Regions from separate parts of the Homo sapiens genome. Here region 1 is linked to region 2. The links are chromatin loops, found by intact Hi-C in ENCODE. Cell type or tissue: HCT116. All regions are shown on one strand. Each heading gives the region's core, and the rest is flanking DNA. Links, peaks and the distances in the headings are about the cores only.

Region 1 (11,428 bases), core at 2,228-10,227, 96 kb before region 2:
TTCCAACTTTGTCACATCTTAAATTTCCTGGGGCTTTCCTGAGTTAGGATGAACCGAAATGATAATGAGAAATAACTTCTGTCCTTTCTGCTGAAATAACTAGTCTCCCTTTGGCATCTGGCCACACATTCTCCTCCAAAAGTAGTGATGCCAAGTCCTCTCAAGTATAGCTATTTAAATTGCATGCCACAGAATTTATATTTTGCTAAATTCACTGGTTACTAAGCTATTATGAGAAATGGCACTCTTTCTGTTTTGAGAGCTCATACTGAGGTCTCCTGGGGAGGAATTTGGTGATAATCCATTAAGTATTTTCTAATTATTTGAACCCCTGTACATTTCCTGGAGCTGTTCATTCCAGAGCAATTCTAGGAGGCACTGTGTCAGATGGAGAGGTATGATGGGGTCCGCCCAGTCCCATCACCTGGGTTAGGATGGTTGACCTGCAGAGGTTCATGAAGCTCTGGTCATCAGTGCCTGGGATCCCAAATAGTGAGAGGAAAATGAGAAAGGGGCTGTCAGCACTCAGGAAAAATCTCTTCGTTGGAAACTGAATTTACTGCTCATTGTGCTATACCATCAGAAGAGAAATGGAACAGCAATGAAAGAGCTGGAGCCATGTGCTTTCTTCCCAGTTAAACTCTAAGTTTCCTGAGGGCAAGGATCTACCCTGGATTTCTTTTGCATCCTCCTCAGTATTTGAAGGAGCACTCAGGAGTGCTATGCACACAGTAAATATTCTATAAATAACCGATTATTAGATGCTTGAACACGTTTCCTGCTGCCAAAGCTCCATCATACTCCAAAACACTAGTATCAAAACTTGAGGAAGAAAATCCCTTGGACACAGGAATTGCACTTGAATTCTATCCATGGAGTTCATAAGGTTGGTCTCACTCATTTAATACATTTCCAAGAGCACTCTGTCACACAGACAATTAGAAAAGCATTATAGTGAACTTCTATAGCACTCGGCTTTTAAATTAAATCTTGCATCTGTTTGATCCATATGTCTCTTTCAGTGTTCTTATCCTTGACGTGGGTCCTAGAAAGAACATTTTCTCAAGGTTGTTTTTCTTTTTTTTCCCCATGGCTGTGATGAATTTGGAAGAATCCTCCTTCATACTGTTCTATTTCTCCTGTGACACGGAAGGATTCAGGTTTTGTGAGACCTGAAGCTAATACAATTTGGAGGACCATCTTTAAGCAAAAGAGTACAAAATTACGAATACAAAACCAGGTATGAGAGTAAAGGTTTATTTAGAATGAAAAAGAATCAATAAATTACTGGTGACTTGAAGGCTTTTTTCTGAGATATCAAACTTATGTAGAAATATATATATGTGTGTGTGTGTATATATATGTGTGTGTATATACATACATATATATATATATATATATATATATATATATATATATATATATATATATATATGTAGCAGGGAATATAGGTGCATTCCACTACAACTGGCTATTATTTTTATTTTTATTTCTTTGTAGAGACAGGGTTTTTCCATGTTGCCCAGGCTGGTCTTGGACTCCTGGGCTCAAGCCATTCACCTGCCTTGACTTCCCAAAGTACTGGGATTACAGGTGTAAGCCACAGTGCCCAGCTGTATGTAGAAATATTTCTTGATCATAACCTGGCTCCCTTCTCAACTCCACAGCATTCAGCACCCACAGGGGAAGTGAGGGGAAGTGGGCTGAGGCTTCATCAGCTTCATGGTAAATCTGCCTCTGACAGGCAATTGTGCAATTCACAATCCAGGCGTATTTGTTGAGCACTTTCAGAGACATTAAGTCTGGGTCCTTATCCAATGGACTTTCTTGATTCTTCTAACCAGTTTCTGAGTATGAGACCATCAGAGCAGTAACACTGAGTAGTAGTAACTGGGCCAAGAAGGGCATGGGCTTTTGGAAATGGCTTTTTGGTGTTCACTGTTGGAATGGGCTTCATTTCTGAAACCTCAGCACTGCGTTTGTGCCGGCTGCCTGTGTTCATGATAGAATTATGCAGAACGATCAACTCTCCCCAAAATGCATCTTCAGCAGAACGAGCTGACTCATCATCAGAATTCTATGGGTTGTCATAAGCAGGCTGAAGAATTGTTTCTGTTTTCTTTTTAATTTTATTTATTTATTTATTTATTTTTGTTTTAAGAATTGTTGACTGACTTCTTCCCACCGCTCCATCTCATGGGCTCAAAAAACATATTTCTCATTGCTTCCCTTTCTGTTCATCTGCCTCCTCGCCCATTTATCTCTGTGTCCTAGAGGCCAAGGGAAGTCCAAACAAAGCTCTGAGGCAATGTGAGTGGGCCGGAGCTGCAGTGATCTGCTAGACCCCAAAGTGAGCTCCCAATTCCTTCTCATGTCACCTCCCCAAAGAGAAATGCACCCCCGCTTTGGAGGCTGTCCTTCCAGCCCTGAAAGATTATCTGCTTCAGCTAGCTCATGAATCAAAGCTTGATTTTAAGGAGCAGGTGATAGGTGGTAAATGCTGCTGTATCTGTAAATCAGAGTCACCATTAGTGATGGGTTTGTGAATCTAGAAAGGGGAAAGGGTGGGAGAGGCAGATCCCTCATCCCGAGTCCTGGCTCTGCCACTCACAGCTGTGTGACCTAGGGCAAGTTATCTAACCTCTCTGCGCCTCACCTCATGTGAAAAGTCAGGATAATAAATGTACCCACCTTATAGAATTTTAGTGAGGATTAAATGAATTAAAGTTTATGTTTCTTAGCCTGTTTTTTGTTGCTTTATAACAAAATACTTGAAACTGGGCAATTTATAAGAAATAACACTTCTCCCTTTCCCTTTCTTTCCTTTCTCTTTCTTTCTTTCTTTCTTTCTTCTTTCTTTCTTTCTTTCTCTTTCTTTCTTTCCTTTCTTTCTCTCTCTTTCTCTTTTCCTTCTTTCCTTCCTTCCTTCCTTTCTTTCCTTTCTTTCCCTCTCTTTCTCTTTTCCTTCTTTCCTTCCTTTCTTTCCTTTCTTTCTCTCTCTTTTCTTCCTTCCTTCCCTCCCTCCTTCCCTCCTTTCTTTCTTCCTTTCTTCCTTTCTTTTCTTTCTTTCTTTTCTCTTTTTTTTTCTTTCAACAGAGTTAAGCTCTTGTCGCCCAAGCTGGAGTGCAGTGGTGTGATCTTGGCTCACTGCAACCTCTGCCTCCTGGGTTGAAGTGATTCAGCCTCCCAAGTAGCTGGGAATACAGGTGCCAGCCACCATGCCCAGCCCAGCTAATTTTTTTGGTATTTTTAGTAGACACAGAGTTTCACCATGTTGGCCAGGCTGGTCTTGAACTTCTGACCTCAGGTGATCCGCCTGCCTCAGCCTCCCAAAGTGCTAGGATTACAGGTGTGAGCCACCACACCTGACCACATTTATTTCTTACAGTTTTAGAGGCTGGGAAGTCCAAGGTTGAGGGGCATATCTGATGAGACCCTTCTTGGTGGTGGGAACTCTCTCTAGAGTTCTTTTTTTTGAGACAGGGTCTCACTCTGTCACTCAGGCTGTACTGCAGTGGAGCTATCATGGCTCATTGCAGCCTCAACCTTCTAGGCCCAAGTGATCCTCCCACCTCAGCCTCCCAAGTAACTGGGACCACAGGCGTGTGCCACCATGCCCGGCTAATTTTGTTTATTTTTATAGAGACAGGATCTCCCTATGTTGCCCAGGCTGGTCTCAAACTCCTAGGCCTAAGCGATCCTCTGCAGAGTTCTGAGGTGGTGCAGGGCATCACATGGCGAGGGGGCTGAGTGTGCTAGCTCCGGTTTCCTTTCCTCTTCTTATAGCACCATGAGACCCACTCCCACGATAACCCGTTAATCTGTTAATCCATGGATCCATAAATGAGTTAATCCATTCATGACAGTAGAGCCCTCATAACTCAATCACCTCTTAAGGACCCCACTTCTCAACATTGCCACATTGGAGATTAAGTTTTAACATGAATTTTGGAGAAGACAAGCATTCAAACCGTAACATCATGTGAGTTATTGTTACTGTGACTTCTGGGACTCAGTACTGGTAACTTTATCCTTTACAAAGGGGAAGGAATACTGTGAAGAATTATTTCCAACTTCTGCTTAATTTCCCAGTTACCTGAGTTCTGCTTACCAAGGTGAAGTCAAGAGCTCTATTTGGCATTCCCTAGGATGGTCCCTGGGGTAGGCTGAATAATGGTGCCCCCAAAGAGATCTGCGTCTTAATCTCTGGGCTTGTACATACCCTATGTGTCCAGATGGGCTGGCAGATATGATTAAAGTAAGAATCTTGAGATGGAGAGATGATCCTGGGTTATTTGGGTGGGCCCTACATGTAATTACAAGAACCCTTATAAAACAGACACATAGACAAGAAGACAGAGAAAAGAGGATGAGGCAATGTGACCACAGAGGCAGAGACTGGCATGAGGTGGCCACTAGTCGATAGGTACAACTATTATGTATCAATATTTTTTTAAAAAAGAAATTCCTGGAGTCACCAGAAGCTGAAAGAGATAAGAAATGGATTCTCGCCTAGAGCCTCAGGAGGGGACACAGCCTTGCATACATCTTGAGCTTGGACTTCTGGCCTCCAGAAATGTAAGACAATAAATTTATGTTGTTTTAGGCCAGTCAGTTTGTAATAATGTGTTCTGGTGGCTTTTACAAATATACAAGCAGGCCAGGCACAGTGGCTCATGCCTGTAATCTTAGCACTTTGAGAGTCCAAGGCAGGAGGATTGCCTGAGGCCAAGAGTTCAAGACCAACCTGGCCAACACAGGTTCACTTTACTTTACATATATATATATATTTTATATATATATGTCTTCACTTTATATATATTATATATTTTATATATTATATATTTTATATATTATATATAATATATTTTATATATTATATATTATAGATATTAGATATTATATATTTTATATATTATATAATATATATTTTATATATTATATAATATATATTTTATATATTATATAATATATTCTATATTTTATACATTATATATAATATATTCTATATTATATATAAAATATAATATAGAATATTATATTTTATATATATTTTATATTTATATATTATATTTTTATATTTTATATTATATATATTATATATTATATATTTTATATTTTATATATTATATATTTTATATATTATATATATTTTATATTTTATATATTGTATATTTTATATTATACACACACACACACACACACACACACACACACACACACACATAATCAGCCATTGGCAGTTACAGCTGCCACCGGGCAGGGCGTGATGTTTAGGCACTGCTGTTTCTGAGAACCAAGTCCAAAGGGCGCCCCCTAAGAATGGCCTTTCCCTTGCCCAGGAGCTAACCCTGGGGAAGTGGATGGTGTTAGGCTGGAGAGAGGTTCTTGCTTCTTCATCTCATCCCGAATTCTGAAACTTGGCTGCATGCTGAGCCCTTTAAATGGGTCTGGCCAGCCAATGGAACAAGCTCCCATAAGAGTACAAAAGCCCAGTGCTCAGCCAGCTCCAAATTCGTAGTGCCATGGTCCTCTCTGGCTCTCTAGACCCTGCCCCCATACCTGCCTCAAGCACTCTTTGCTTCAATCCCCCACACCTCACATGTAATAATTGTCACCATTTCTGGAGCCATGGCTCTCTGCCAGCACCTTTTATGAAGACTTCACATGTGCTGGCTCATGACTCTTCACAACAGCCCCATAAGACAGGTCCATTGTTAGCCCATTTTATAGATGAGGAGACTGACTTGAGCTAGCTCAAGGTCACCTGCCTGGTGAGTGGCAGGCACAGTGCAGTGATTTGGACCTGGCCGACTGGCTTCCTAGGCCAAGCTCTTCATCATGACCCTACGTGCTGACTGCATCATGGTCCATCTGGCACCTCCTGGCTCCTCATGCTGCAGCCCTGAGCCCAAGGCTCCCTTCTGACTGTCCCAGCCTCCTCCCCAGGGAGAGAGACCTGTAAGTCCATAAATGCTGTGAGGGTGCTCAGTCTGGGCAGGGAGATCCTCGCTGTAGACACCTTTCAGACACTTAGTGGTGGGTACTACAGAAAACGTTAGTTACATGTAGTTGGGGACCTAGGGACAAAACGACTTGCTTAACTGATGAGCAAATCTGAGAAAAAATTAGGAATCAAAATATGATTGTTTTAAATGGTTTTATCAAAGTGGCTAGACTTGCCCTGTTGATTTTGCTCAGCCCTGTTCATTTTGAATAGCCTAACAGCTCTGAGTCAAAATGGCCCCAGGCTGAGCTAGTTGCCTAGGGCAGGCCAGGAGGGACATTCTAGGAGCTGGGACTCTGTCTATAGTAAAAAGTCTGCTTATCTACCCTCACAACAACTTTCAGACACCCTGGAGAAGAATGAAAGAATGATCCCTCATCTAAGAGTCCCCAGAGTCCAGTCAGGGAACTAGCAGATGCCTTCTATCCGGGCCAAGTTTCCCAGATTCTTGTTTTGGCTATAGAGCTAAGATCCAAAACATCTAGCTCCACACAAATAAACTTAGAAAGAGCTGCCAACGGTGACCACTCTGAGGGGAGTGACCATGTGCAGAAAGACAGTCAAGGCTTGCAGAAGTCCTGCCATGACGGCTCCTGCTCAGAGGACATCTCTTAAACCATTTCCTTACGTAGCACACACCAATTCCCCTCTATTCTGCATGGTACATGACACATTTTGGGAAACATGAAATATTAAAGCTGGACTGCGGAGCTCCTCAACCTAATTGTGATGTGATGATTCACGCAGCACAGGGGCCTTGCAGCTGCAGAATCTCCCTTTCTGCAGAACTGTTGCCTCCCTGCTGTAGACCAGTGGTTCGCCACTGGGGGCGATTTTACCCCTCAGGGGACATTTGGCAATGTTTGGAGACATATTTGGTTGTCATAGTTGGTGGGGAGAGTGCTGAGGGCTGTTGTAAACATTCTCCAATGCAAAGGACAGCTCTGCACAAGAGAAAATGATCTGGCCCCAAATGTCAGTAATGCTGAGTTAGAAATCCTGGGCTAGAGCCATAGAATAATGAGCAAATAAAGCACTTAATCCTCTGATGATGGCCTGAAAATTGCTCTGATGGATTTTGCACTCGGTGTAATTTAATATTTTCCATAGACGCGTAAAAGCCTTCCTCAGAGCCTCTCCACTCCTTCTATAGCTTCTGCACAGCCAAAAATTAAAAATGTTACTTAATTGTTTAAAAAAAGAAAACCAATTTGAGTCAGCAAGCATTTAGTTGTCAGACTTCTACCAACCTAACAAGCATATTGATAAAACACTAACACACGTGTTAGTTGCAAAAGATGCAATATTGATTTATTTAAATGTCATCATTGTGGTGCTTTTCAATCTTCCAACTGTGTAATCCTAAAATAAATAAATATATATTTCACACACCACACACACACACACACACGCACACTATTAGCAAGTGACATTGGATAGACAGGTGTCCTCTCTTTCCTCTACCATTTTCCTGAATGCAAAAAGAAGAAACGTGGTGTAAAGGCAATACTCTGAGAGAACCAAGACAAAGCAGGAGCTTTAAAAATCCACCCCCTGGGTCCTCTAATAATCAAAGGTTTACCAGAATATATTTATTTTCAAAAGTGTCTGAATTCTGCCTTACTGCCTATCATACAGGCATGGGCATTTGAAAGAGAGATGGATTTGAATGTTGGGGAATCTGCATGTAGGTGGGTACAATACGGGGTTAGGCTGGGGCACATATTTTCATGGTTCATAAGCAAATTTCCTTGTGGCTCACTCAGATTAAATTCTTTCAAGTCCTTGGCCTGTGAGCTAGTGCTAATTTGCGTGGTATTATTTTTCCACCTGATTTGCAAACCAAGAGAATGATAGCAAATGTTGGCCTCCTTTCCTCCTCAGCATGACCAGTCACCCATGTGGTAGGATAATTTATTGAGATATTAATGTGTTTTTTGTTCTTCCGGAATTTTACCCACCCCTGTTCTCAGAAGATAGCTGGGCCTTTGTGTTCCTTGCCTCAGAGTGTTTTTAGGATCCAGGACCAAGGGGAAGTTTAGACAGGTAGCCAGGCTTCTCTCACTCCTTCCTTGGATTTTTAAAAATGTCTAGGCTCGGCCAGGTGCAGTGGCTCATGCCTGTAATCCCAGCACTTTGGGAGGCCGAGGCAGGCGGATCACAAGGTCAAGAGATCGAGACCATCCTGGTGAACATGGTGAAACCCTGTCTCTACTAAAAATACCAAAAAAAAAAAAAAAAAAAAAAAAAAAATTACTGGGCGTGGTGGCAGGTGCCTGTAGTCCCAGCTATTCAGGAGGCTGAGGTAGAAGAATTGTTTGAACCCGGGAGGCAGAGGTTGCAATGAGCAGAGATCGCGCCACTGCACTCCAGCCTGGTGACAGAGCGAGACTCTGTTTCAAAAAAAAAAAAAAAACATGTCTAGGCTCAGTGAAGGCATTTGCTAGGCAGGGGGATTTAACAGAGAATGTGAAAGTGCATAAAGAAGCACAGAATTTTGGGGAAGCATGAAGAGACTCCAAGGTTAGGAAAGGAGAGTTGACTGGGGTCTGTGTCTGGCCTGTTTCTTGGAGGTGATCCAATGTGCTGGGGAACGGTTAGGTGTGTGCAGAGAAAGACTCATTTTAGGCACCAGAAACCGAGTCTCAGCCAATAATCCTGTGCTTGAACTTGATGCAGAACCAACAGTGCCACCCACCTGCACGAGACCAGGTGATGGAACATGGACTATGGGTCCTCCTCAAATGTGCTCCCAGACACCCTAAGGACATTGACCCAACATGAGGGGCTTGGGGTAAGGAGCTCCAGTGATGACTCAGACTAAATTTCTAGCCAACCAAACAGAAAAGAGGGCCTAGAGTCCAAAGTGATTGGACTTTTGAAAAATAAACCAATGCTATGTTACTTTGATTTTTGAGTTTGTAGAGCAAAATCCATCTGAATTCATTTACCTATTGAGTGAGAGTAGGGTAGGTTCTGTTAGAGCAACAGCTTAATCCTGAAATCGGAGTGGCTTTTCAAAACAAGAGCTTATTTCTCACTCATGCTACTTGTCTCGTGAAGGTCAGTAGGGATTCTGCTCCACACACTGACTCAGGGACCCAGCTTGATGAACACACCAAGATCCCAACAAATGGTCTTCACAGTCATCAGGGCAAGAAAAGAGAGGAACTGGAAGATGAAGTGCTGGCTCTTCAATGCTTTGGGAAGCGACGCAGATCACATCAACTGATAACCCATTGTCCAGGACTAGTCACATGACCCCAACTAACTGCTGGGGGCTGGAACACACGGGAGAACAAGTGGACTTTGGTGAGCAGAAAATGCCTCTGCCACAGCCTCTTGGTACTTATTGAACATAGGATGTGTCTTTTGATTTAATACTATTAATAGTTTGCATTTGCATAAATCTCATTATAAAGGCATTTTAGGTTATTTCCATTTATTGTCTTATTCTCCTCTCCTCAAGCTCTTAAAGAAACTAAGGTCCACAAAGTGGAAGTAACAACATAATAAGTGGAAAGGAGGAATAAAAGCCAGGGTTGTGACCTGAGCTTTTTCTGCTCTTCCACAGTGGCTGCAGAGAAACGAATGCTTTGTCAAGAATTTAATTTGAATTTCCTTGGAGCCTTCTTAAAGATCATGGTGGTGGTGGGTGGGGGGAGACACAGAACCTGATTAACTGTTTGCTGTTGAGAAAGCAATGACTGTACCAAGATTTTACTGAGATTTTTGCGAAATGGGCTGGTTTCCCGAAATGGGCTGGTTTCCCGACAAAAACTCATTCCTTTCTCGTTAAAATACAATTGCTTCCTCTTCTGGGAGCTGGTTTTATGCTATGTTGCAATGCACCTCTTGTTTCCACTCCAGCTAACTGTGTCCTTAACCTTATCCTGACCTCATAGAACCACAGCCCTGGCTCAGCACTTAAGTAAAACCCGCCCAGAGAGGGGCATGGGGCTTCTGAGCTGGAGTGGCCCCGAACTGGAAGGGACTTGAATGAGAAGGGGCATATCATGGATTGTCCCAGGGTGGAAACCACCTGGACTTCTGCCTTGGTGAGCAAAAATCAGACTCAAGAGGAACCAGTGTCCCAAAATGGGCCTACAGTGTGAATGAGGAAAATAGCTAACTACCTCTTATGTGGCACTCACATGGGGCCAGGCAGTTTTAAGCACTTTGCTCTTTTAACTCATTTCACCCCCACAGAAACTCCTCATAAGGTCAGTATTATTATTATTACCACCATTGTAAACATATGGGAACCAGATATAGGCAGCAAAAATGACACCTCCAAGGTGGCACTGCTAGTACAAGGCAGCGTTGCGATGACACCCGAGTATGACATCTGAATATGTGTAAGATACTCCACCAATAATGATTTTTCCCCCTGATTAGGAAGACCAAAAAACTTTTGTATAAAAATAAAAAACTATGGTGCATAAGGAGGGATGAGTTGGATAACTTTTAAAACGTCTGATGCTTATTGCCAACTTGCCCTCCAGAAAGAGAAAGCAACCTATACTTCCAGAGCAGGGTACTGGGAGTAATTCTGCCTCGATAATCTCTGGGCCCTGATGCAAAGGGGTGTACTGTGACAGCATGGCTCACTAAGCCTCCTGGACACAAATCTCTTCTCAAATTGGTTTCCAGGACTCAGGCTCAGACATGAAATAAAGTTAAACTCAGTGTTGAGTTTCGGCTCTGGAGTTGAAAAGGTATCTCCGAAATGCAGTTTTTCTTTCTTTCTTTCTTTCTTTCTTTCTTTCTTTCTTTCTTTCTTTCTTTCTTTCTTTCTTTCTTTTTCTCTTTTCTTTCTTTCTTTTCTTTTTTTCTTTTCTTTCTTTCCTTTCTTTCTTTCTTTCTTTCTTTCTTTTTCTTTCTTTCTTCTTTCTCTTTCTCTCCTTTCTTTCTCTTTCTTTCTTTTCTTTTCTTTCTTTCTTTCCTCTCTCTCTCTTTCTTTTTTCCTTTTTTTTTTTTTTGACAGAGTCTCACTCTGTTGCCCAGGCTGGAGTTCAGTGGTGTGATCTCTGCTCACTGCAGCCTCCGCCTCCCGGGTTTAAGCGATTGTCTTGCCTCAGCCTCCTGAGTAGCTGGGACTACAGGTGTGCACCACCATGCCCGGCTAATTTTTGTATTTTTAGTAGAGACAGGGTTTCACCATGTTGGCCAGGATGGTCTCGATCTCCTGGCCTCGTGATCTGCCTGCTTTGGCCTCCCAAAGTGCTGGGATTACAGGTGGGAGCCACTGTGCCCAGCCAAAATCCAGTTTCTTGTGTAACATACTCTGTCTGAGCCACTTTCTTCATCTGAAAATGAGGATAAGGACTGTACCTGCTTATGGGGTTGTTGCAGGGAGTAAATGTGTGGTGGGTGAAGTGGTCAGCACTGTGCTTAACATAGAGTAAGTGCCGCACAAGT
Region 2 (11,428 bases), core at 1,768-9,767:
TTGTGGTTTTGATTTGCGTTTCTCTAATGATCAGTGATATTGAGCCTTTCTTCATATGCTTCTTGGCCACATGCGTGTCTTCTTTTGAGAAATGTCTGTTCATATCCTTTGCCCACTTTTTAAGGTTTTTTTTTTCTTGTAAATTTGTTTAAGTTCCTTATAGATGCTGGATATTAGACCTTTGAGATAATAGACTTCTGTTGTTCTAAGTCACCCAGGTTTTGGTACTTTGCATGGCAGCCCTAGGAAACTAAAACTATAACAAATCTTATTTCTTAGAAAATATATGATTTTTCACTATTGCTGACTGAACCAAAAAAAACAGTTTTGAGGCTAGATCATTTGGAGACTAGTCATTAACATTGATTTAATATTTGATTCAATGAAAAGCAATTTTTTTCTTTTGTTTCTATTTTTTCAATTTATGGTTGACACATAGTAGTTGTATATAATTATGGGGTAGAATGTGATGTTTCAATAGGTGTATACATTGTGTTAATTGAATCAGGGTAATTAACATATCTATCACCTTAAACAGTTATCATTTCTTTGTGATGAGAACATTCAAAATTCTCTTTGCTAGCTATTTTGAAATATACAATGCATTATTATTAACTGTAGTCATCCTACTATGCTACTATGCAATAGAACACCAGAACTTATTTCTGCTTTGTAACTGAAGTTTTGTACCCATTGACCAATCTCTCTCCATCACCCCCCACTCCCTATTATCTGTTAATCACTGTTATACCCTCTACTTCTATGAGAACAACGTTTTAGAGTCTACATGAGTGAGATCATGAGGTATTTGTTTTTCTGTGCTTGGCTTATTTTACTTAACATATTGTCTTCCGGGTTCATCCATGTTGTCTCAGATGACAGGATTTCATTCTGCTTTATGGCTGTATATAATATTCCATTGTGTATATATGCCACAGTTTCTACATCCATTCATCCACTGATGGAAATTTAGGTTGATTCCATATCTTGGCTATTGTGAATAATGCTGCAATAAACATGAGGTACAAATATCTCTTCTATATATTGATTTCATTTCCCTTGGATTTTTTTTGGATAAAACCTCAAAAATATGGGCAACAAAAGCAAATATATACAAATGGAATTAAATCAAACTAAGAAGCTTCTGCACAGGAAGGAAAACAATCAACAGAGCAAAGAGACAACCTACGGAATGGGAGAATATATTTGCAAACTATACATCTGATGAAGGGTTAATATCCAAGGCTGGGTGTGGTGGCTCATGTTTGTAATCCCAGCACTCTGGCAGTCTGAGGTGGAATGATCGCTTGAAGCCAGGAGTTTGAGACCAGCGAACAAAGTGAGACCCTATCTCTACAAAAAATTTAAAGATTAGCCAAGTGAAGTGGCATGCACCTGTGGTTCCAGTTATTTGGGAGGCTGAGGCGGAAGAATCAGTTGAACCCAGGAGTTGGAGGCTACAGTGAGCTATGATGGTGCCACTGCACTCTAGCCTGGGTGACAGAGCAAGATCCCATTTCAGAGAAAAAACATAAAATAAAGACTCAAACAACTCAACAACAAAAAACCAAATAAGCCAATTAAAAAAATGGACAAAATACCTGAATAGATATTTCTCAAAAGAAGACATACAAATGGCCAACAGGTGTATGAAAAAATGATCAACATTGCTAATTATCAGGGAAATGCACATCAAAATTACAGTGAGCTATCACCTTAGTCAGAATTGCTACTATCAAAGACATGAAAAGATGACAGGTATTGGTGAGGATGTGGAGAAAAAGGAACCTTTATATACTGCTGGTGGGAATGCAAATTAGTATAGCCATTATGGAAAACAGTATGGTGTTAAATTAAAATTTAAAAATTAAAACCAAAACTGTTCTGTGATCCAGCAATCCCATGGTTGGGTCTACACCTGGCAGCAAACTTCCTCAACACCTCCTCAATCAAGCGCTGTGTGCTAACTGTTTAAGGGCTCTAACTGTATGATACTTCTTAGTTGTCTGTAAGGAATAGCTAGTCTAAGGAGGAATAGGAAGAGATAAGAAAAGCAGACACATTCACATAAGACACTACTGTAATAGAAGTTCAGATGTTACTGGATTTAAGCAACAAGCAAATTAATTCTGTGTCATCTAGGCTTTAAACACTGGTGAGATTCTGACAGGTCTAAATTGTTGGGAGAAGGAGGGAGGACATTTAAGGGAGAAAATTTCAAAGTGGTTTCATTTTACGTGAGCCTGAGTTAGAGGAATTTGAAAATATGATGCATAGGTATATTAATGGAGTTTCATTTACTGTACAAATGTGGAATTATTCTCATTTCTCAAATAAAAAAAGCCAATTTATTCTATAACTTCCAAGCTGGAGGGCTGAGTGAATAATAAAATGTGTTTGAATTTTTGTGAAACGTTGATGCATCTTTTCCTGGTTAAGCAAAATACTCACTATTCCACATCACTATTATTTAGTCCAGATACCAATCTGTTGTTTATGGGTATTGAAAATTCTGATCGTGGTGATTGCTGTGTTGCCATTTTAATATTTACAGTTATTATAATTTTTAAATCTTTTATATAGTGTGAAATAATATTATCTAGACTTTTATTTTGTGCAGGTGCTAAGCCTGATACAAAAAATGTGCCTAAAAATGTCAATAACTTTGGAAAGCTAGATGTATTAAAATGCCTGAAGGAGACCAAGCAGTGGTTATGATAACTGTAATAGTAATTTAGAAGAATGCATTAGAGCTAATGTTGAGAAAAAATAAAACAGAGTATGGTAGGTACACCTTAGGTTCACAAAATTCTGTAATTGGACAAAATTATGGTGAAAATGAGGAAACTGATGGCTACATATCTGTAAGAATAATTTTGCTTTTAACTGTATATACTCCAAACATTATATATGTTCCTGCAGGACAATTGGTCCTAAGATATGTTAATTGAAGAAAGAAATTTCTGGCATAAAATGTGACTATCTCTAGCTTGGAAGTCAACTTAAAGTGGGAAGTAGTAGAGGTAAGAAGAGCACAGAGGAGTGGAAGCTAAGAATAGGAAAGGGTGCAAGAAGCACAGCTGGGCACGGTGGCTCACGCCTGTAATCCCAGCACTTTGGGGGGCCGAGGCGGGTGGATCACCTGAGATCAGGATTTCGAGACCAGCCTGGCCAACATGGTGAAACCCCATCTCTACTAAAAAATACAAAAATACAAAAATTAGCTGGGCGAGGTGGCACGCCTCTGTAATCCCAGCTACTTGGGAGGCTGAGGCATGAGAATCTCTTGCACCTGGGAGGCGGAGGTTTCAATGAGCCGAGATCGCACCACTGCACTCCAGCCTGGGCGACAGAGCAAGACTCTGTCTCAAAAAAAAAAAAAAAAAAAAGAAAGGGTGCTAGGAGTACGTGTGTTGTGGAGGGTCTCCAATTCTCAGGTGAGGCACTGATGCTTAGCTTAGTTTACCAGGCAACAGGGGAACCTCTGAAAGGGTTAGAGCAGGCCAGTGACACTGTGCCTGAGATGGTAGATGCTCAGTGAAGTTGAGTGTTGAGTGAATGATTGGTCAGAACCACCCTGGAGAAAATTGTTAGTACCTTTACAGGGAAGATAATAGGTAAGATGTACCGAGGGTCCTGAGATCCAACAGGAGTGAGCTCATGAAATTCCTCTTCGGCCAAAGTAAAGTGCCCCCCAGGCTTCCACTGCTTTCAAAGAAACAGCAGTGACTGGCTCTTGCTCTTGATTCCTGGAATCTCAGAATTCTGGGAAATTGGGAAAATCAGGAAATGTGAAATACATTTGGTTCATATAAATTGCAACTCTTTTTTTTTCTTCTAATAAGTGTTTGTTGCTGGTAGAATCACACAGCTGTTTCCTAAATCAAAGATCAATTTGTTATATTATTTTTACTAGTGGCTTAGGGGTAATTGTTTCTGGAAAACATCTGTTCTATAATTAGAAAACAAAGATTTATTTTCCCTGACTGGGTGTAATTACTTTTGGGGACCGAGGGAAAGCTTTAGAATTGCCATGTCAATTCAAAGAGGATTGTTTGCAGTGAAATATGTCCTTTTAATTTTTCTTAAGTAGCTCGGAGGCTGGAAGAAAATGCATGTTTATTAGCATTGTATAGGCTGTAATAGAATAAAGCAAAATTCCCAGATGTGTATGGGCTTGTTAATACAAATAACTCCAGTGATTTCAACTCAGTCAATTACAAAGAATTCCATTTTTGAAAAGAAATGAATGGATATCAGAGTGTTAAGGGCCTTTCCTGGCAAGTCCATAGATAGTTCTAATTCTAATTCTCTAATTAGAATTAGATTGATTGCCCCTTTGGCAAGCAAAGACTCTTACAGATGCCAGGGACTTACTCTGATTTGCTTTTTGTGGTGACGTAGGGTGGATTTGAGCTCACATGATTCCGTGCACCCTAAGAGAGTCCTGCTCTGAGGCTTGATTTTCAGCCCTGTCTTCTGCTTGCGAACGTGTCGCCCTCCACCCCATCCCTGCCACCCCTCACCACTGTACCCTGAGCTCTCACTCATTTCTGCAGTTCTCCTGATATTACATCCAAGCCCTGATTACATGCTGTTCATTGAGTCACTTGACCTTCCCAGTCTCAATTGTACCCTGATGTCACCAGTTTCCTATTGACATATGTGACAACATAAATGAATCTCAAAATAAACTATGTTGAGTGAAAGAAGCAAGGTGAAAGAGTACATGCTATTTTGTGGCATTTATACAAAACTCTAGAAAATATAAACTCATCTGTAGTGACGGAAAGATCTGTGCTTGCTTGGGGCTGGGACTGGAGAAGACCAGGAAGGAGAAATTCCAAAAGGAAACTTTTGAGGGGGATGGATGTGTTTGCAATCTTCATTGTGGTGACGGTTTCATGAGTTGTGTACATGTGTCAAAACTTATCAACTCGTATACTTCATCTTAAAGTCTGTTTAGTCTGATGTTAGTATGCCATGCCAGCTCTCTTATGGTTGAAATTGTATACTTTAAATATGTTCAATTGATTGTATGGTGATTATACCTTAATAAGGCATTTTTCTTTTTCTTTTAGAATAACCCAGTGGAAATCTCTCACATAAGAAGTGATAGAACTACACATCTGAGTGTAGGACGATCTGATTCTAAAGTCCGTGCCCTTGACTACTTAGTAATTATTGCTTCTTCTGTAATGCAAATAGCCACTTTGTGTATTTGGTATGGCTGAACTTCTTTAATATTGGAAGGTTTGGGAACAGGGAATAAGGTTCTTTCCCATACCTCTGATGGGGGGGGAATATTAGAGTTTCTGCAGAGTAATTTGGTGATGTCTTGAAAGCTTTATGAATGCACATATGCTTTCATTTATCAATTCCATATATAGGAACCCATCTTAAGGAAGTAAGAATAAATTTCTGCAAAAACTTATTTACAGGCATAATAAGCACAATTTGTTTCATAAAAATGAAAACTTGGAAAATTAATCTGTACCATGCAGCCATTGACATTATTTTAGTAGAAGAATATTTCCTAACATAGAAAAACATTCAGAGTATATGATTATGCAAATAGATCCATTTTAATAAAATGTATAAGTTATCTGTGTGAAGAAAAAAGTCTGGAAGTAGGTTTTAAATGGTAATATGGTAGTTACTTCTGAGAGAGGAGTACAGATAATGGGCGATTTTAATTCTATCCTTTGTGCTTTTTTTATATTTTCCACATTTTTCACAAATGGCTATGCAGTGATTTCATTTATCAGATAAAACCATAAGTAGGTACCACTTAAAGAGAAGGTATACCTGTGTGTAAGTTTGCTTTCTTGGGTGCTCTTAAACTTCTGGATATTTCCTTGGATGTAGTCATCCATTAGGATAGATGGAGGAACATCCCGGGTGTGGGTGCATATTTATAATGACACTGAGTATACAAGTGTGGTTTTTAGGATTAGAAAACCCAATCGTTCAAAGAAGGAGTGTTCCTACCTGAGTCAGGTAGAAACCAGGTAACTGGACCAGCAAGGTAATTGTGGCAGAGAACTCGTGATTGGGAAAGAGATCACATCTTATCCTGATGGAGCTCCCTTGCCCAGATCAAGGGCAGGGCCTGTATAAATAGGGCTTTTGGATAAATTGCTGCCCCTATACACTAGCCCGCCATTGAGTGTGCAAACTCACCCCTTCACTGCCATGAAGTTGCTTTACCTCCTAGCTCTTTTGAGACCTTGAGATGCGGTCGTCATACCATGTCTCACTTTACCATCAGCCTTGGTCTCTGCCATGTGGCTGCAGATGCTCTGCTACCTTCCTACACATACTGTTCCTCTCACTTGGCTCTTCCTTTCTTTCTCTCCCACTCAGCCTTACCCTGTGTCCTCTGGAATTTCTGTGCTTGACCTTCAAATTCCCCTACATTCTCTATCTTTTTACACACTGCTTCTCTTTGGCATTAAAACTTATGTTTATCCAATCAGAAAAAAATGTCTCCTTCTACATATCCAAATATCCATTGGACTCTAACATTTCCATATTCCATAGAAAACACATATAGTTCCTTCCTGCAGCCTGGAAGGAATATTGTGAGAGAATAGATACATTCTTCACCAGCTACCATTATCTACAAATAGAACTTGTGAGTTGGGCATAACCTTTAGGCCAATTCTCTATACATGTAAAAACAATAGACCACTTTATTCACCAAAGTATGAATAAAACATATAAAACAGAACACTTCATCTTTCCCCTTAAATATGTCCTTTCTTCATATTATTTTACTTTTTGAAATGTGAAGTAAAATTTACCTACATACTTTTCATCCAGTTGGTTAATACCTTAACTTAACCAGTCCCCATAACTAGCCATAGCCCTCTAATATCAAGGATGTCACTGGATTAAGATTTTTAAAAAATGTGCAGAGCACAAAGCCAATGTTTCAATTTGACGTCTTGTGACTAGCTGCTGTTTTATCCTTCCATGTTTTCTCCCTCCTCAAATAATACGTTTACATGTCTTTGCCTCCACAACATTATAAATTCATCATGTATTTTCTTCATCTGCACACACTTGATATAGGAAGCATCCAGCATTGCACATGAAATAATATGTAAGGCAGAATACTCAAGGAGTTAGGATTGACTTGATTTGGGCTGTGACTTAGAAGCTGAGTTATAAGGAGTCATTGCAATGTTCTCCTTTAAAGTATTTTAACATAGACTATGCAAAATTATGCATGGGCAGTTAGTTTAAGCTTTAACTTTATATCCATCCAGTCACCCAAAATGAGAATTCACATTGGAAAGGGTGGTAGATGGAGATGGGAGTGTGGATATCTAGTTAGCTATGTCAGAGGTACCATACCCAATGCGGTTACTATCAGTGCTCTGTTACCCAGATTTTGGTCAACATCCGAGGCTTTGCTAGATAGCATAGTGATGATGCAGGATCTTTTTCTCCTTAGCTCAGCTAGGTCCGGGTTCTTCTCTCACAACCAGGAAAAATTAGTCATGCGAACACTCGAAGAGTGAGTGAAGTAGAACTTATTAAGCAAAAGGAAAGCTCTCAGCAAAGAGAAAAGTCCTGAAAGCAGGTTCCTGGTTGTCCCCTTCACAGTTGAATACAAGGGCTTTTACATACGTGCTGATGGGGCTGGATTCCCTAGTTGTATAAGGTGCGAATTCCTTGTGGCTCTGCCGCATTCCTTCAGTGCACATGCAGGCCCTTAGTCCACTGCGGGCATGTTGCGCAGGGCAAGCCCCCTGTGCAAGTTCCCTTATCTGCACAAAACACGGGTCGGAGTTTCTCCGGGAACCCTTCACTTACTGTCTGCCTAAAGCAAGCTGGCTAACTCCTTTGAGTGATATTAGAAATACTCTTATTGGTGAAGATGATAGCTTGTTAATTAGCACAACGATTATTAGAAATGCATTCTCATTGGAGAAATCAAAGCATTCAGGTTTTGTGTGTTGGCTAAAATATTTTAGAGACACCCACTACCTTCCATTACCAGGGCATGAACATCTTACAAGATTGTCACACGTACCCTTAGACCATGAACCTGAGGCTGGGTCACTGACCTTGGCTTAATTCTCTGACTTGGGAGCATTTCTAGTCTTGCGAGGATAACTGAGAGTAACTGAATCCTGCCTCTGGTATGTTTTTGTGTCTGTCTTGACAAAATTTGTCCTATAAATGTGATGTTTATAGTTCCCAAAAGAGAGCTGGAAGTTCATTTGAGTCTATGGAAACGATTGCGTGAACTGTGTTGAGCCTGCTTGCCAATAATTATTTATTGAATAAATGTCCATGCGATAGGACAAATTTGGTTTGAGACTTGCTTTTCTTACAGCCTGGAAGGAACATTGTGAGAGAATAGATACATTCTTCACCAACTACCATTGTCTACAAATAGAACTTGTGAGTTGGCCGTACCTTTAGGCCAGTTCTCTATACATGTAAAAATAATAGACCACTTTATTCATCAAAGTATGAATGAAAAGATTAGACTTCAAATAGGCAAGTACAAAGCCCTGTATCTGGACAATAGAGTTGTTGCTTTAAAGGAAAAATTTCTTTTAAGCCTCAGGAACTATCTAGGGAAGGGTGGAAGAGGAGGATTTCGAAGATTAGCTGATGGCCACATTAAAGGCCAGAGGGCAGGGACTGGAATGCCCACTCTGGGGAGACAGCCATGGTGGAGAATGTGGAGATGGAGTCGTTTTGAATCCAGTGGCAATGAAGAAAAGACTTTGGTTAGGAAAAACGAGTCCCATTGCAATTATCTTTGCCCATAAGGAATTGTGACTTATTTCCTTCCCTTAAATCAATACCAGACCAGACCCAAATGCCAGCAAGCACATAACAGCAGTGACCCAGCAAGCAGTAGGACAGTGCATTTAAGGACAGCTCCGTCTGGCCTGAGGAAGCAGCAGTTAAGGTTCAAGTCCTGTCTTATCATCGTTTTCCCGTTCCTCATTTCCTTTTGTTTGAGACTGGAGGTCAGTATCTAGGGGACTAAGGCAAATGACACACAAGAGATTTTGTTCCTGGGTGAACACCTCCTTGACTAACCAAATATTTAACTGTCTATTTTCATCTCTGGACAGCATAGTGGTAAGAATGGGAGGTGGTTAAATAAGGAAGGATCTGTCCTCTGCTCGTTCTTCCCTGTTACAAAAATGATCCCACATTGACTTCCCTTCGCTCCAAATTAAACTGCTCTATTTCTCATTCAGGCATCATAACCCATTGATTGTTTTAGTCTGCCAAGGGTACTGTAACAAAGTACCATAGACTGAGTGTCTTATAAACAACAGAAATGTGTTTCTCATAGTTCTGGAGGCTGGAAGTCGGAGATCAGCGTGCCGGCGTGGTTGGGTTCTGGTAAGGGCCTCTCCCGGGTTACAGATGGTCAACTTCTCATTGTGTTTTCATGTGGCAGGAAGATGGTAGAGAGCTCTCTGGAGTCTCTTTTTATAAGGGCGCTAATCCTGTTCATGAGCACTCCTTATGACCTGATTGCTTCCCAAAGGCCTCACTTCCCAAAACCATCCTACTGGGGATTAGGGTTTCAACATGTGAATTTGGGGAGGACACAAACATTCAGTTCATTGCACTAATCTATCACTTCGCTTCTGAATATATGTTGTTTGCAGTTTCAGGAGGGAAGGTGAGAAAGACTGGCCAGCCCCGAAGGGAGGGAGATAGGGGTGGTATGATTTTAACAAATTGAAAAGAATGATGAACTTCCCTGCAGGCCCTGGCTGTTCACTTTCCAGATGCGAAACTCTCCACCTTAAAGTGGAGCCCAGAGCAGTAAGACAGGTCATTGGATCCGGATTGGAGGCAAATCAGCTGAATGATGTGGGAATATACGATGATGCATGTTTGACACTTTTTTCCAACTTCTGTGGCAGATGAGCCTGCATGGCATAGTGAGTCTGCAACTGTGAACTCGGGAAATCCTGTACCTTCCCGTGCAGTCGCTCCCCAGCCATGCAGGTATTTCCAGAGCCTGGAGATCCCAGACTACCTTTCAAAAGAATGAATTCCAGACCCAGAGAGTCCCCTGGAGGAGATTCATGGCAAGCAGCCGTACGAAATAACAGAAGCCCCAGAGAGGGGAAGCAATTTCCTGCCTAAGTCGTCCATCTGTCAGTGGCAAAGCTAGGACTGGAACTCAGGATTCTCCATCCCTCTTCCCAAACCTGGCACTATCTTCCTGGCTTTCTGGGTCTGGAGTCCCATGTTAGAGGCCCTCTGTTTTCAGAGCAGGACTCATTGAATATGTGTGCTCTTTCTACTCAAGTGCTTCAAGGATCCTTCCTGGAAAAGTAAGAAAGGGGTGGTGATCCTCCATAGATATGGATTGTCAATTATCTCTGAAGACTAGATAAGGAATGGGGGTGGGGAGGTGTTCTAAAAGAAATGGGGTCTGGGTTGAGAGAGTCAAAGCACACAAGTTGGCACTGCTAATTTGCTCATACCTCTGAGGAACAAAGTTGCTCCTGTTTTCTATCTAAGAGGGTCCCCTGTCTCTTCCCATTGTGTGTTCCCAGGCCTCGGTTCCGGACCAGTGCTGTCATGGCCTCACCATGTCATAGAATTCCCATCATTTCACTTGTGACTCCCTTCTTCCTAGGACCCGGGCATAAATTCTTGAAGAGTTGATCTGAGTGACAGACTCCCACGCTATGCCAAAAACGGCCTCTTATTTCCCAATGATTGAGACCTTTTATTTGATCAATCTCATGTGCTCACTGGACCCCAGTGATACCTTCACATACCTGACACCTCAGGGAAACACAGCTTCCGTTCAAGTCAAGATCCTTGCTATACTGCAAACTCTTATGAAACGTCTAGGAGAATTTTCAGGCTCCTTTGTATATGGAAAAAGGTCAGAATGAAGCTCCAAATTCTTCAGCATGTGTAAAAACTTAAGACAACCATATTTTATTTTTGTTTTATTTTTTATTTTTTTCATTGTTTTTTTTTTTGAGACAGCCTTGCTCTGTTGCCTAGGCTGGAGTGCAGTGGCGCGATCTCGGCTCATTGCAACTTCCACCTCCTGGGTTCAAGCGATTCTTGTGCCTCAGCCTCCCAAGTAGCTGGAATTACAGGCATGCACCACCATTCACAGCTAATTTTTGTATTTTTAGTAGAGATGGGGTTTCACCATGTTGGCCAGGCTGGTCTCGACCTCCTGACCTCAGGTGATCCAGTCGTCTTGGCCTCCCAAAGTGCTGGGATTACAGGCATGAGCCCCTGTGCCCAGCCAACAACTACATTTTAAAGCAACTTTATTCTCAACTGAATGACATTTTAATCACTTTCTTGCCCATGTGGATATGGATAAGGATATTTTGCCAATATTCTTGTTTGTGTTTGACTGTGATGCTATTGTTATACAAAGAATGGGCAGGTGGAG

What was found. A loop is a pair of places that touch in the nucleus more often than their neighbours do. Peaks named below come from ENCODE experiments on the same cell type or tissue, not always from the same donor. Only the 100,000 strongest peaks of a DNase experiment are listed, where the experiment ranks them.
Region 1: a loop joins it to region 2, with 2.1 times the contacts of the local background. A loop is called at or near these places in 2 of 110 quality-filtered maps.

What each region holds. Positions count from the first base shown.
Region 1 is chr17:68,570,607-68,582,034 of GRCh38, forward strand. The region is part of intron 1 of FAM20A (FAM20A golgi associated secretory pathway pseudokinase); the gene reads right to left. Among named protein-coding and RNA genes, the nearest start is that of FAM20A, 25 kb to the right of the region's middle. In HCT116, for the core only: no CTCF peak of the experiment used is centred there; a DNase peak (open chromatin) is centred at 5,327.
Region 2 is chr17:68,667,032-68,678,459 of GRCh38, forward strand. LINC01482 (long intergenic non-protein coding RNA 1482) reads left to right here. Exons shown (of 5, transcript NR_110825.1): 3 at 5,082-5,135; 4 at 9,918-10,334; 5 at 10,560-11,428. Among named protein-coding and RNA genes, the nearest start is that of LINC01482, 45 kb to the left of the region's middle. In HCT116, for the core only: no CTCF peak of the experiment used is centred there; no DNase peak of the experiment used is centred there; H3K27me3 peaks cover 471 bases.